5 separate regions of the Homo sapiens genome follow, and all the other regions are linked to region 1. Evidence: chromatin contacts called from ENCODE Hi-C or POLR2A ChIA-PET data. All regions are on one chromosome and are shown on one strand. The core of a region is the stretch at or near the end of the contact, and the rest is flanking DNA. Distances in the headings are between cores, read along the strand shown.

Region 1 (2,665 bases), core at 77-2,576:
TTAATTTACCACGTACTGTATATCTCGAGAGCTCTCATATGATTATTTGGGCTCAATTTTTCTCCTATGTCAGTAATTTTTTCTCCTAGACTAGTACAGATATCTTTATTGGAATTCCTTTTCACAGGTATTTTTAACTTAATATGGCATTCAATGCAAAACTCATCTTTTTAAAAAATTCGGTCCAACTTTTATACTTTCATCTTAATTAACAGTACCACTCGTGCTGAAGCCAGAAACCTAAGACTTTTCTTAGAACTAACTCTCTCCCTCATCCTTCTCAGGGCATAAGCCACTAAATCCTAACTTGTTTCTCAAAATGTTTTGTGAGTCAGAACTATGCCTATCACCATTTCTTCTTTGGATTGTTTCAACTGCCTCCTCCCTGGCCTGTCAGCCACCAGCGTTTCTGGAGAATACTCCAATTTATCCTCAGCGCATGCCACCATTAACTTTTCTTTACAAAGACGTGAATTCTCTGCTTAAAAACATTTGCTAACTTTCCATGGTCTATAAAAAATAAATCCAAATTCTTTGTCTTGCAAGGTTCTTAACTATTTTTCTGGCTTCATGTTTCTATGACATCATCTCCCACCTATTCTATACTTAGGCCATACTGAATTTCCCAATTTAGTACCTTTACCCACGTATAGGTCTGAGATTCTGAGTCCTAAGTCTGCTATTAACAAGCACTGCCCTGATACTACTGCAAATGGGTCTCCACACCACACTTTGAGAAACACCGCTGTGGAGCCCATCACAGGGACAGTGCCTTATTTATCCTTGCTGAGCTAATGAGCTCTTGCCCGAGTCCACAACTAATAAGCATGTAAAAGGCGGCAGAGCGCCGTGGCAAAGGAGCACAAGAGAGCCCACAGGAGAGGATGGGATCACAGCACGTAATGATGTCCTGACCTCTGATCCAAAATAAAAACGGCTGCAAGTGAGTAAAGAGTTTCAAACTCGGGTAGTGTGGGCAGTGGAAAAGTCAAACGAAGAGTCAAGAATGTGCTCTGACGCCTCTCCCCCGGGCCCGACCCTTACCGTGCAGCAAGTGCTCAGTCTCCCGCAGCTCCCGCTCCTTCTCGTTCAGCAGTTTGATCACCGCCAGCAACTCGGGCCTCCTGACCTTCAAATGGGCTTCAGACCCCGCCTGGCGCTCGAGGAAGGTCCGCAAGGGCCCGCCCCGGGTGAACAGCTCCTCCAGCGGCGGGCTACCGGAGCTCAGGGGCCGGCGGGCTGGGCCAACGGCCCGGCGGGGCCAGAGCCACCGGGCAGCGCCCCACAGAACCCGGGACCGCATCCTTAGTCCGAGATCGCGGACCCTGACCGGAACCGGAAGTTCCGGACACAGCAGCCCTCGCGACAACACCCAGAATTTGGAGATAAGGGTGAGAGCGCACCAAGCCCCGCCCAGCGCAAGCGTTGCTTTTTAAAGGATTTTCCGGAAGCCTTGGCGGGAACTTCCTGCCAAGCGTGAGAACGCTGCGAACTTCCCGGAGGCCAAAAGTTGAGGGGGCTGAGCGGAGCGTGATTGGGGAGGGGCGGGCCTGGGAGACCTTGGGCGCCTCCTCTGAAAGCCTCTTGGTAGGTATCCGGTTGATGGGTGACGTGTTTGGCCGGAAAGGGAGAGCAGCAGATTGCCCCTCTGTTTTCTGATAGTGAGGATTTCTTTCCCATGCACTGAGTCGGGGCCTCCAGAGCCGCAGTGCAGGGCAGTCGAGGGTCCGCTGCAGGGCGGAGGTCACAGCCGCGCAAGTCGTCAGTCTCCGGTGCAGGGCTGCCGCTGAGTCTTCAAGAGCGAGTTTTATTATGGACAGGCGTGTGTTTATTCCTCCTCCTTTTTTCCTGCTTATGTTTCTCTTGTCCACGGTGGGTGAGGTTCGTGGTAATAAGGACTTGATAAGTGTATTATGAGATAACCACTGAATGAATTTGCACAATAGACGTGCGTGCCCTTCATCTGCCGCGTCATTTACTTGCTTTCAAAGGACTTTATTATTCACCTGCCCATTCATTTTCACTTAGTCCCACTTATCGTCAGCTTTTTAAAGAGGTGGAGTGATTCCGTGTTACAGCAACCTACAGCCCAACAAAGCCTTCAGATATCTGCCTCCAGGAGTCCAACCCTCATCCCTTTCCAAAGAACTGGTAGCGGATAGGTGCCAGCAATACCGACATTTATTGGCACAATGCTTTGCACTTTTCAAAAGACCTGTTCACAGCTCAACGGAGAAATAAATATGAGGGAATAAACACAACCAAGACAGTCCTGGGAATGCAAGGGCTAAACGCTCAATCTGAGAACTGCCACTACCTAACTGGTTTGGGCAGCGTCTACTAAGTGGTATTTCACTGTTGAGAGAGGTGATATATTAGAAGTACGAAACTTCTAATTTATTCATAAAAAATAAAATGGTAAAAAATGGGAACCCTTATCAAGGTTAAAATATCCTTAGGTCATCTAATCGAAACTGTTAAGTATAAACATTCTTAGAAAATAACGTTTGCATTGCCTCTCTCTTTTCATCTCTTAGCACGATAACAAATGCAGAGTGAGTGGAAGAATGAAATGACTCTTCAAACATCAGGAAGCAAAAATAGTTTTTTGCTACTTAAAGGCTCCACCTAATTATCTCAGTTCTTTTCACTTTGTGTATTCAAG
Region 2 (2,665 bases), core at 88-2,587, 1.7 Mb after region 1:
TTATCTAAGAAAAACATCCCTCGGCTACTGTCTGGAAATGAACTGTAGGAAGACAAGCAAGGGACCAGTTAGGAGGCTACTGCAAGTGTCAGTAAAAGATCATGGCTAGGCCTGAAGATGGGAGACGGTGGAGAAATCTGTGACAGAATTTGAGATTTTGAAAGTAAATATAAAAGCACTTGGTGAGTTATCCCTGTTACCTTCTCAGTAGCCAGGCCCTATACTAAAGCTGCCAATGAAGTAGAATGAAGGCTCTGAAACCTCAAGAAGGGCCTTACTTTCCCAGTTTCACGGGGCTCTGCGCACAGCTCTTAGGAACTACCTTGATTCCAAAACTCTCCAAAAGTACGATCCTGCCCTTATGTTCCTCTCTCCCTTTGAGTGAATTTGGGAATGATTGTTGAAAAATGACTTTCAACAAGAGGACAGCAGTGTTCGGGGTTCCACGATACATCCCTATCTTTTAACATCGATAAGTATTTTTAAATTGGTACCTTATTTTGCGCTGCACGAGAGAGAAGGCTTTTTACTAGCAGCATCTCCTAATCCATCTAAGAAATACTGTATTTACCTTTACTCCAAGTATCCTAGGGCAAAATTCCTTTAGAACAATTCATCTTCCGAAACAGACGGGTTCCCTTTTCACCTATTCAAGTGTTGTGCATTCTAGGGTCCCCTTCCCGCCTTGCAGACAAATGCGCTCATTGTGCCACTCCAGTCCCTGGATCCTATGCAGCGGGCATTTCCTGCAAGGAGCTGCTGCATGCCTGTTTCCCTCGCCGCCTGCCCCAACCCGAATCCAAGGCTTTGGTTTCTAATGTTCCCTCCCTGTGCAGTTAAAACAATTGAGTTCAGTTACTAAATAGATGACCAGGAACTTTTTCTTGGCGAAGGCTGCGGATGTTTAGGGCACTGTCCAGTAAAGTTGTGAAAAGCAACTAAACCCTGCCGCTTGTGCAAAAGGACCAATCCACCGGGAAACAAGGGAAACGCGCACATTTCCTCAACTTGCCGCTTCTTGGGCACGTTTAGGCTCTTATTAGAGCCGCGCTTTGGAGTTGCCTCCTCCTGCTGTACAAACCCGCCGCGGCGTTCCCCCGGATGCCGCAGCGCTCACTCCCGCGTCCGCGGGGCGCGGGGAGGGGGCGAGGCGCGGGCGGCCCCGGAGCCAAGGCGAGGGCAGCGGAGCCCAGCCGGGCCTACGGGCGGCGACGCTCTGGCCCCAGCGCGCTCGATGGTTTCCGCGCGGCCGCCGGGGCTCGCACGGTCCAGTCGCCAGGGGGCGCGCTAGCCGGCGCCGCGGATCCCCGAACTGCGCGGCCCGACTCGAGTCCGCCATATTGGATGCCGCAGCCGCTGCTGCCAGCGCTTCCTCCTCTGTCTTCGCCGAGCGGGGCTGGTTCCTGCGGCCCGAGCGGCGGGGAGGTGAAACAGGAGCCCGTCGGAGGAAGGGGCAGAAGGGAGTGGAGAGTGTAGGGGAAGGGGCTAGAGGGAGGGGGACCGAAACGGAGCGGGGCAGAGAAGAGAAGGCGCCGCGGCCCAGCCCCTCCCCCGCCCGCCGCCGACCCGCCCCGGCAGCGCCTCTGTTCCCTAGAACGGCGCTCCCCCCGCCCTAGCGGCCATGCCGGTGCCGCTCTGCCGCTGAGGGAGCCCTTCCCCGCCAGCGCGTGCCCTTCCACTCCGCCCCGAGGTCGCAGCGGCCCGCTCTCCCGCCAGCGCCCCCTCCTCGCGGCCACGCAGCAGCCCGCGTCTCGCTCTCCCCACCCAGTGCAGTGGCCGCCGCCTCTTCCGCCGCCGGGCTCGGGGCCTCCGCAGCGACAACATGGAGGCCGTGAAGACCTTCAATAGCGAGGTTGGTATGGCAGCCGGGTTCCCCTGCTCCTGCCCGCACCGCCCCCACCCCTGGTCGAGGCCGGGGCCCGGAGGGTGGGCGCGGGCCTGCGGGTTTTTTAAGGGTGGGGTGAGCGGTGGCCTAGCAGTGCCCGTGGGGGAGGGGTGTTTCTCCTCTGGGTGCCCCTCCCCCGGGTCCGGGAGGAGGGTTGGGGGAGGGCCGCCCTGGGGCGGAGGGAGGTTCTGGCGTCTCCGGCGTCCTATGGAATGGCTGCGAGCTCGGAGGGAAAGACCCGGTTGGGCCCTCACCCGGAGACTCCCGACAGGTCCCTCGAGGTCAGTTCCGCCGAGGCCTGGCCCGCCCACCTCCTTCCTGGGCCTTTGAGGATTTAAGTGGACGCTGGACATGACTCTCCAGACCTTCCCGGGTCCTCACTGAGGCTAACACCGATTGGGGGCGGTGGGGGAAATGAACCTACGGGGTGTTGATCTGTGGTCACGTTACACGTAGTGTTTATAATTGAGGCATTGTTGACTAGGTAATTTGCCAGCTAGGGACTTGAGCTAATTGGATGGTTGGTAGGCAGGCAAAGGTTATTCTGCAATATCTTTTATTTTTACTCGCTCCTCTTCTAATCCATCACGACATAAAGACAAATGGTAGGGAGAGATCTGTGCATCGAGAGATGGAAGATTATGGGGGAAACATTTCTCGCTGGTTCATTCACGTGTCAAACAAGATTTTAAAAAGCAGATTCCATTTTCACTGTGTAGTTGAATTTACTAGTCTGGAAGAAGACAGGTTTTGATGTATTCAATTTCTTTTTAAACTCCG
Region 3 (2,665 bases), core at 104-2,603, 1.4 Mb after region 1:
AAATGTGTGTTCTTTCCATTTCTGTTTCTTTTCTTTCTTTCTTTCTTTTTTTTTTTTGAGATGAACTCTTGCTCTGTCACCCAGGCTGAAGTGCAGTGGCGCAATCTCAGCTCACTGCAACCTCCGCTTCCCGGGTTCAAGCAATTCTCCTGCCTCAGCTTCCCAGGTAGCTGGGATTACAGGTGCATGCTCCCACGCCCAGTTAATTTTTGTATTTTTAGTAGAGACGGGGTTTCATCATGTTGGCCAGGCTGGTCTCGAACTCCTGACCTCAGATGATCCACCCGCCTTGGGCTCCCAAAGTGCTGGGATTACAAGCGTGAGCCACCGCACCCGGCATTCTATTTTCTATTTTCTTTTCTTTCTTTTTTTTTTTCTTCCTGTAGAGATGAGGTCTCATTATTTTGCCCCCAGGCTGGTCTCAAACTCCTGACCTCAAGTGATCCTCTCGCCGTGGTCACCCAAAGTACTGGGATTACAGGTGTGAGCCATTGTGCCCAGCCCTCGGTTTCAATTTTCTACATAAAATAAATAACTCGATAGAAATTAGACTTTATCAAGGACAGCACTAGGAACACATAGGCCACTCAAGACTAATAGAGCCCACTGCTGTAGTCAAAGATGCTTCAGTGGGTTATAATTCTGACTTCTATAATTAAATACTTTCACATATACCCCAGCAAAGAAAAATCAAGTGCCCCAGACACCCTTACTAAAAGACTCTGAACCAACAACACCTAGCTTTCATTTTTATACCAGAGATATTTTGGCAAGCCTGAGACCTTTATCAAAGTGTAAAATGTCCCCCAGCTGCCTCCATGCAAAGGAAGCTCCCTTGCAAAGAACACACTTTCTCGAAAGAGGGCGGCCCCAGAGTGCTTCCCCAAATGAACTCCTCAGGACCCAAATACATGCTGAATTGTGCTTTTCTAAATCAAACCTGTGGTCTGCAGTCTAAACACCTATCAAGACAACACCCATTTAAGAAACATAAAAGCAGAGTGAGTACACAACTCTCTCCTCTTTCAAAGCTTTCACAGAATTAAAGAATCTTTAGCACCTGGCTTCCCAGATTACAGAGAGCTGAGTGAATATTACATCCCCAAAGTCATATTTCCTACCTCACTACTCTAAGGAGAGTGCTAGGGTATCCATTGCTTTGCCATCTTGATCTGTCAAGCAGTTACCTCTCATACATCAGCCAAGAAGTGACGTTACTTACATGCAATACAAAGAGAGTAAATCCAAGAGCAGTCTTATTCCTGGATTCAGAAGCCTCATAGTACTCTGAGGCCAAGCTTGAGGATTCTACTTAAAGCAGCCTCAGCTCTGGAAACTCAGTCAACCCAGAACTAACATTCAAAGCTGATCAGAGAGTAAAGCTCTTTCGAAAGAAGAGGAAGTATCATCTCCACTTCCTCAATCCTAACGTTCTTCCTTCTCATTGTTATGAAACCCTTCCTTGATGCCCATATCCAGGACACAGTACATGTAAGGCAAGCACACCCCATCTGCCTGAGTTCATTGATCACTAAGCACTGCCCAGTGTATTCATTTGCCGAGCACATTGGTGGAACAGTTCATGGTTCTGCTTTCCTGTTTTGGAGGCAAGGATGTTCATTTACAGGCATGGAGGGTGAGATGATCTGCAGAGTCATTCTCAGCATTTTTGGGTGAAATGCCACTTCAACCTCTTTAGGTTCAATCTTCTTTCAGATTTCCCTCTTTCCTCCTTTCCTAATCGTTCATAATGCTCTAATAAAGAGAGGGTACAGACACATTTGTAAAACGTATTTTAGGATAAAAATAAGTCTTAGCCTGCCATCTTTTGCAGTAGACATAGAAGAGTCTCTAACCACAAAACTTTTCTTTCCCACATTGGAAAAGGAAAATGGCAGGCTGAAAGTCAGAGATATTCCATCTCATTACAAATTCCTGCCCTCCCAATCTCCCTTTCAACACCAGCTTCTTGTTTCTCTATACCTTCTAGGGAAATGAATACAGCTGGGCGTGGTGGCAGATGCCTGTAATCCCAACCACTCAGGAGGCTGAGGCAGGAGAATTGCTTGAACCTGGGAGGCAGAGGTTGCAGTGAGCCGAGATCGCACCACTGAACTCCAGACTAGGAGACAGAGCAAGACTCCAACTCAAAATAAATAAATAAATAAATATGTATGTGTATATATATATATAATATATATATATAATATATATATTATATATATATTATATATATATTATATATAATATATATATTATATATATATTATATATATAATATATATATTATATATATTATATATATATAATATATAAAATATATATATTATATATATAAAATATATATAATATATATAATATATATATAAAATATATATAATATATATAATATATATATAAAATATATATATAAAATATATATATATATAAAATATATATATATAATATATATATAAAATATATATATATAATATATATATAAAATATATATATATAATATATATATAAAATATATATATATATATATATATATATATATAGAATATATAGAATATATAGAAACCTAATCCCCAATGTGATTGTATTTAGAGGTGGACCTTTGGGGAGTGATTAGGTCATGAGGACAGTGCCCTCATGAATGGTATTAATTTTCTTATTAAAGAGA
Region 4 (2,665 bases), core at 73-2,572, 1.3 Mb before region 1:
AATGTTAAACTTTCCTTTTTTTTTTTTTTTTTTTTTTGAGAAAAAAATTGTAAATTAGGTTCACTGTTGCTTGGAATTAGGAAAAAATAAAAACACAGGCATACTAATATTTCAGATGGAAAAACAAAGTTAAGAATTCAACAAGTTTTTTTCCCCCACTCTATCATGTCTTGCACATTTAAAGCTGTTATACAACATTTTAAAAACAAACCAAAAAAACCCAGGGCCTTTTTCCAACAGCTTAGGCTGATGACCCACAGTAAAAAAGTGCCCCATGGGATATTCTTAAAGCACCCCAAGGGAGTCTATTGAAATAACTTAAAGTAAAAATTCAGAAGAATTTTACATGTAATTAAAAATTAAGAACGTTGTTTTATAAGCAATAGGGAAAAGCTGTATTAAGTTGCATTGCTCAATTTCTCACTTGCTCTGTGCAGTGACTGCTTTTTCAACCATGTAACAACGTCTGAATCTTCGTGGTAAAATCATACCTATCACAGCCACAGCAGGTTTTGTTCTGCTGCTGCACATGTGATTTGAGATACTGTGGGCTGGGAGTTTTTTTTTTTTTAATTTCTAATGGCAAAATGGATCTATAGAAATGGAAGTCATCTGTAATCTCAGCACTTTGAGAGGCTGAGGTGGGTGGATCACCGGAGGTCAGGAATTGGAGACCAGCCCAGCCAACATGGTGAAACCCATCTCTACTAAAAAGATAAAAAATTAGCTGGCGGGCGTGGTGGTGTGCGCCTGTAGTCCCAGCTACTTGGGAGGCTGAGGCAGAAGAAATGCTTGAACCCAGGAGGTGGAGGTTGCAGTGAGCCGAGACCGCACCGTTGCACTCCAATCTGGGTGGCAAGAGCGACACTACATCTCAAAAAAAAAAAAAAAAAAAAAAAGAAGAAGAAGAAATGGAAGTCATCCCGTGGGCCTGAGTTGGTGTAGTGGATTATGGCCTGTGCGTGAATGAAGAAATACTTGCCAATGGCATCAGTGGTAACTAGCTTAAGCCCTACTCAGCTTTGTAAAATAATGTAATCAAGGAATTTGATCTGAACAGGTAAGCCAAACATTGATTCTTCAGTGCCTATTGATAAGTGAGACTACTTTTCTTTTTAACAGCCTTATTTCACTTAAGTGGGGAGTCAAACTAGCTTTAATTAAGGAAATCTGTAGAAATCACCCACATCTCCCTTTCCTTCTCTGTTAAAAAAACAAAAGGAAGAAGAAAACTAGGAAGGAGTAAGCACAAAGATCTCTTCACATTCTCCGGGACTGCGGTACCAAATATCAGCACAGCACTTCTTGAAAAAGGATGTAGATTTTAATCTGAACTTTGAACCATCACTGAGGTATGTGTGAACATACTAGTTTCCTCTTTCTCTCTCCTGACTTTGTCCGTGAATTGATAAGATCTAATTTGGTCATCAGTTTGGAGAACGATTTTTCATTTAATTTCTTTCATTATCAAGTGTGTATTGTCAGGGGCTTAGCAGTACACCTACTATCTGATGGGCACTCTACATGCGTTGCTTAGGTTGAAATTAAGGATACAATCTGTGCACTACCACCATTTAAAAAAATCCCCAAGTCTACTGTGTGGGTGAGGTTTCTTTGCATAGTATCAGAGAGGTTAACCAATTTATTTACATACTCAATAGTCCACTCTAAGTAGGGAAAATCCAAGCTTTTTTTTTCTTAAGAAAGAGCTTTTCATTCTTTTTTCCCTCAGAGCTTTACCATAGTTTCCAGCAAGTGAAAACATTTCTTGATTTGAATTTCACAACCTCCTTCTCCTCTTGCCAGTTGTATGGTGCTAATAGGAAGCAAAATGTGAGTGTGCTTTTAATTTAACCCTAAAATAGGGGAATATCTTCAGAATTTAGACTTTACATATTCAGTGACCTACCTAAAAATAGAGACATAGTTCTAACCTTCTCAATCATTAAGAAACATTTCTATTGAATTTAATTATTCAAAACAACAGGTAGCAGTTTCACAAGGGAAAAGACAAGCCATGCCACTTGTATTTGTGGTCACCAAGTAATTACATTATTTTTTATTTAAAATTAAGATAAAATAACTTACTGACTGTCAAGTCCATTTCTCATTTCCTCCATAGAACATTTTAAAACTAGTTCACAAACCTCTTGAAAAGTCATGCCTCTAGAAAGTGCAAATTGTCACCATTGCCTAGAAGCCAACTTGAGAGGCTGTGTATCTATGCAGCATTTTGCAAATCCAGTAGCAGGCATGTGATATAAAAGATTAAATGCACCCCTGATTTGTGAATACTATCCTAGCCTTCAAAATGTTCAAAAGCACAGGAAGTCTGCACTTTTAAAAATATAACCTGCCCAAATTGCAAGGGAGGGGTTGGGTGTAGGACCTAGGTCTGTCTGCCAATCAGCTTGAGATGCCAGTGGACGAAACCTGACTTCACTAAAAACCAGACTGGCAAATATTACTCAGCGTGGTAATTTCCTAATTGTAGAACTGGCCTGTTTGGTGAAGTATTTCAGGAAAATTTTTAGCTGGACCTTTTCTACCCTACTGCATAAGAAATGAAGGTTTCTAGGCAAAGACTTTACTTAGTGACTAACCAAAAATGGTAAATAAAGTCACCACTTCCAGGCTTAGCTACTGTCCTCAAAACAGCTGCAGG
Region 5 (2,665 bases), core at 81-2,580, 1.2 Mb after region 1:
AAGTCTCCTTTAGCAAGGATGTAAATGTCGACACTCCCTTCCTCCCCAGCCAGAGTAGTCAAACAGGATGGGTTTCTTCTCCATAAAACACAGAAGCATAACCTACATATCTACTGCACCAGAAATGGCTTCTATAACTTATTTGTTTATTTACTCCGCTCCAATTCCCAGAAATCAAAATGAACTTTCCCATAGGGATCACCTGATGCCTTTAACGTATCCCTCATTAAAACGGCTGGGAATAGGAGGAAGAAAGCAGACTCACCATTTGATTGCTATACCAGTACAGTGACGACCCCTTCAGTATCACCCAGAACTTTTTCCATTTGTTGCTTAGGAAACTTCCCTTTTCCTTTTTCTTATACAGCCACCCTTGGCAGTCAGCATGGCCCAGATCTTTACACGATATCCTCCTCCGACTCATCGTGAGAAAACCTGCAATGATTACATGAAGAGGTAGATAATGTATTACCCTGATTTGGTAGGTAAAGTATTATCCTGATTTATGTGACAGAGTGAAAGGCAACTTTTAATTGTTAACCCCCCGGGGAGCTGGATTTTTCACCAAGATTTATGCAAAGCCTATGCAAAACCTATGCAAAACCAATGCAAAAAAAAAAAAAAAAAGCCATGTGTCTGTTTTATTTTTAAACATTTGTTTCATGCTTAGAAGGTATAAGATACGGCCAAAGAAACAGCGCAGCAGGAGTAATATGCAAGTATTAGTCTAAGAATAGTATTCACCAAGAATAAGTTGAAAATAATTAAAATTGTAAGGCTGGCGGGCATATCAGTGCAGTAACATAGCTCCTCTCAACAATAACAGCCGTAGTTATGCAATAGATGTTGAAGGGTTAATGCCCACCTCAATACACAGCTACTTCCCGACTCACTGCCAGTTTTTCTAAGCTCTTTTGACATACCACGAGGGATTAATCCAAATGAACAACATGTCGTCATTTCTTAAAATCGATTCAACAATAACCAAAAATTAATCTGCCGTCCACCTCCTCTTATTAGCATTAAGACAGACAGAAATCTGATCCCAAGGAAGGCACCCCGGAGAAAAGCCACACTCAACGTACACAAAATGGAGATAAAGAAACAAAAGAGATCTAATTACCTTGAGTTTTCCTCCTGGGCTTCTGACGCAAGGGAACCTGCTGAAAATGCAGGAAGGAAAGAAAAGAGGAAATTTCTGATTGTGTTGTAACATTTGTAAAGAGAGAAGGAGGGAGGAGGTGGCAGTGTTTATGAGCAGGATGGAATCTAAAAAAAAACTCTCCAGGCAGAGCTTAACGGGGAGCTACTAGCTGAGGCACAAAATGTGCTAATTAGAATCAATATACATTGAGCTGAACCTGAAAAAAAAAAAAAGTCACAGAGCATTTATCACTGATGTTTCCTGTTCCCACCCACAAGCCGCTCTCACTACTACTTTAGTTATGATAGCACAGTGTTCACGGAAGTTTTAAAAATCAAAAAATATTTCCCCTTTTGTGTTTTTGTGAGAGAAGGAAAAATATATCTGCTTCTTTTGCAATTTCTAAATAACAATGATTATTCAGATAAACCTGGAAGATAATTGTTACAATCTCAAAATATTAGAGTCACTTGACTATTCAGCTCATAGTCCTGCTACCACGTAGGGTTAGACCTAAACCACATGAATTAAATATCCCAGAAAATGAAATTCCACAACCTCTTTCAGTGAGAGTTCAGTAGCAATCAACCCTCCTTATCAGGAAATTCTTATTTACAGACAAATTAAAGTTTGTTATTCTGTCTTTAAATATCTCTGAATATTTCTCACGTTTTATGGAAGATAAATTAGTTACCACCTACTATTCTGTACTAGCTCTTCAAATCAGACATAAGACAACATATATGAAATATACATTTTTTCCACAATACATTTTAAACAAACATACAATCAGACTATCAGCAAAAATAAAAAATATTTTTAAGTGCTTTAAAATACGTGTGTGTGTGTGTGTGTGTGTGTGTGTGTGTAGAGAGAGAGAAAAAAAATTTTGCTTAAAGAAGTTCTATTTGTTTTTTCTTTACAAATATCTAAGCTGAACTGATTTAAATTTGAAAGACAACCTTTTCCGTTAACAGGTAGAGAACTCAGGGGAAAAAACGTGTGAAAATGAAAAGCAGTTCCAAAATTTGGTATGTAATCTTAGTACAGCATTTTATAATGTTTTCTAGAGGTTCCTGGCTTATAGTCTACATATCTAACTATTGATCTGATAGCTATTGTATATGGTTCTACTGTATGTTTGAAGAAGGGATATGACATAGTGAAAAGAGGAGAAGGTCTTTAAATCCAGAGGCCTGGAACCAATTCCTGGCTATTATAATTAGTAGCTGTGGTGCCCAAGAAAATAGCACTCTCTGAATCTGCTTCTTCATTTATAAAATGAAGATATTGATAATAATTCTAATCCTATAGGTCTTATAAAGATTTTACAAGATTTATTTGTGAAAATCCTCTGAGAACTAAACAACATCCCTTTATATGAGTATGTGTAATATAATATTATATCGTTGAGATAAACAAATACTTTATATCTAATAAACAGAAAAAAATCATAATTTTTATAAGTATGATTTATGTATCCTTCAGCAATTACAACGAAGCTAAAGTGTTTAAATTATA

The links. A loop is a pair of places that touch in the nucleus more often than their neighbours do. ChIA-PET counts read pairs that join two places held with the same protein, here RNA polymerase II (POLR2A). Pooled maps may share reads with other maps.
Region 2: a map of CD8-positive, alpha-beta T cell shows a loop between it and region 1 (3-fold over the local background). The contact joins the promoter of SCAF8 here to the promoter of MTRF1L in region 1. A Hi-C loop is called at or near these places in 4 of 168 maps with a recorded cell type or tissue (CD4-positive, alpha-beta memory T cell, CD8-positive, alpha-beta T cell and naive thymus-derived CD4-positive, alpha-beta T cell), 2 of 37 single-sample maps with no recorded cell type and 15 of 50 pooled maps.
Region 3: a pooled map shows a loop between it and region 1 (5-fold over the local background). The contact joins the promoter of IPCEF1 here to the promoter of MTRF1L in region 1. A Hi-C loop is called at or near these places in 2 of 37 single-sample maps with no recorded cell type and 7 of 50 pooled maps.
Region 4: a loop to region 1 is called in a pooled map, with 2.7 times the contacts of the local background. The contact joins the enhancer-like site here to the promoter of MTRF1L in region 1. A Hi-C loop is called at or near these places in 4 of 50 pooled maps. POLR2A ChIA-PET finds 5 or more read pairs at or near these places in 2 of 52 experiments (GM12878 and activated naive CD4-positive, alpha-beta T cell).
Region 5: a map of CD4-positive, alpha-beta memory T cell shows a loop between it and region 1 (3-fold over the local background). The contact joins the enhancer-like site here to the promoter of MTRF1L in region 1. A Hi-C loop is called at or near these places in 2 of 168 maps with a recorded cell type or tissue (CD4-positive, alpha-beta memory T cell and naive thymus-derived CD4-positive, alpha-beta T cell), 2 of 37 single-sample maps with no recorded cell type and 7 of 50 pooled maps. POLR2A ChIA-PET finds 5 or more read pairs at or near these places in 1 of 52 experiments (activated T-cell).

What each region holds. Positions count from the first base shown.
Region 1 is chr6:153,001,383-153,004,047 of GRCh38, forward strand. It overlaps MTRF1L (mitochondrial translation release factor 1 like), which reads right to left and starts at 1,327. Exons shown (of 7, transcript NM_019041.7): 1 at 1,045-1,327. The coding sequence starts at 1,303. RefSeq lists silencers at 1,075-1,134, 1,145-1,254 and enhancers at 1,484-2,484, 1,575-1,684.
Region 2 is chr6:154,732,079-154,734,743 of GRCh38, forward strand. SCAF8 (SR-related CTD associated factor 8) reads left to right here and starts at 1,338. Exons shown (of 20, transcript NM_014892.5): 1 at 1,338-1,852. The coding sequence starts at 1,823. RefSeq lists silencers at 971-1,210, 1,241-1,360, 1,511-2,110 and an enhancer at 1,371-1,874.
Region 3 is chr6:154,355,450-154,358,114 of GRCh38, forward strand. IPCEF1 (interaction protein for cytohesin exchange factors 1) reads right to left here and starts at 1,354. Exons shown (of 12, transcript NM_001130700.2): 1 at 1,223-1,354.
Region 4 is chr6:151,700,654-151,703,318 of GRCh38, forward strand. It overlaps a transcript of ESR1 not described here. Among named protein-coding and RNA genes, the nearest start is that of ESR1, 110 kb to the right of the region's middle. Within about 2 kb of position 1,323, at least 2 of the 41 ENCODE cell types and tissues checked have a DNase peak (open chromatin) inside an H3K27ac peak, as active enhancers do.
Region 5 is chr6:154,246,326-154,248,990 of GRCh38, forward strand. It overlaps IPCEF1 (interaction protein for cytohesin exchange factors 1), which reads right to left. Exons shown (of 12, transcript NM_001130700.2): 4 at 1,124-1,163; 5 at 266-435. It also overlaps a transcript of OPRM1 not described here. Among named protein-coding and RNA genes, the nearest start is that of IPCEF1, 110 kb to the right of the region's middle. Within about 2 kb of position 1,331, at least 5 of the 41 ENCODE cell types and tissues checked have a DNase peak (open chromatin) inside an H3K27ac peak, as active enhancers do.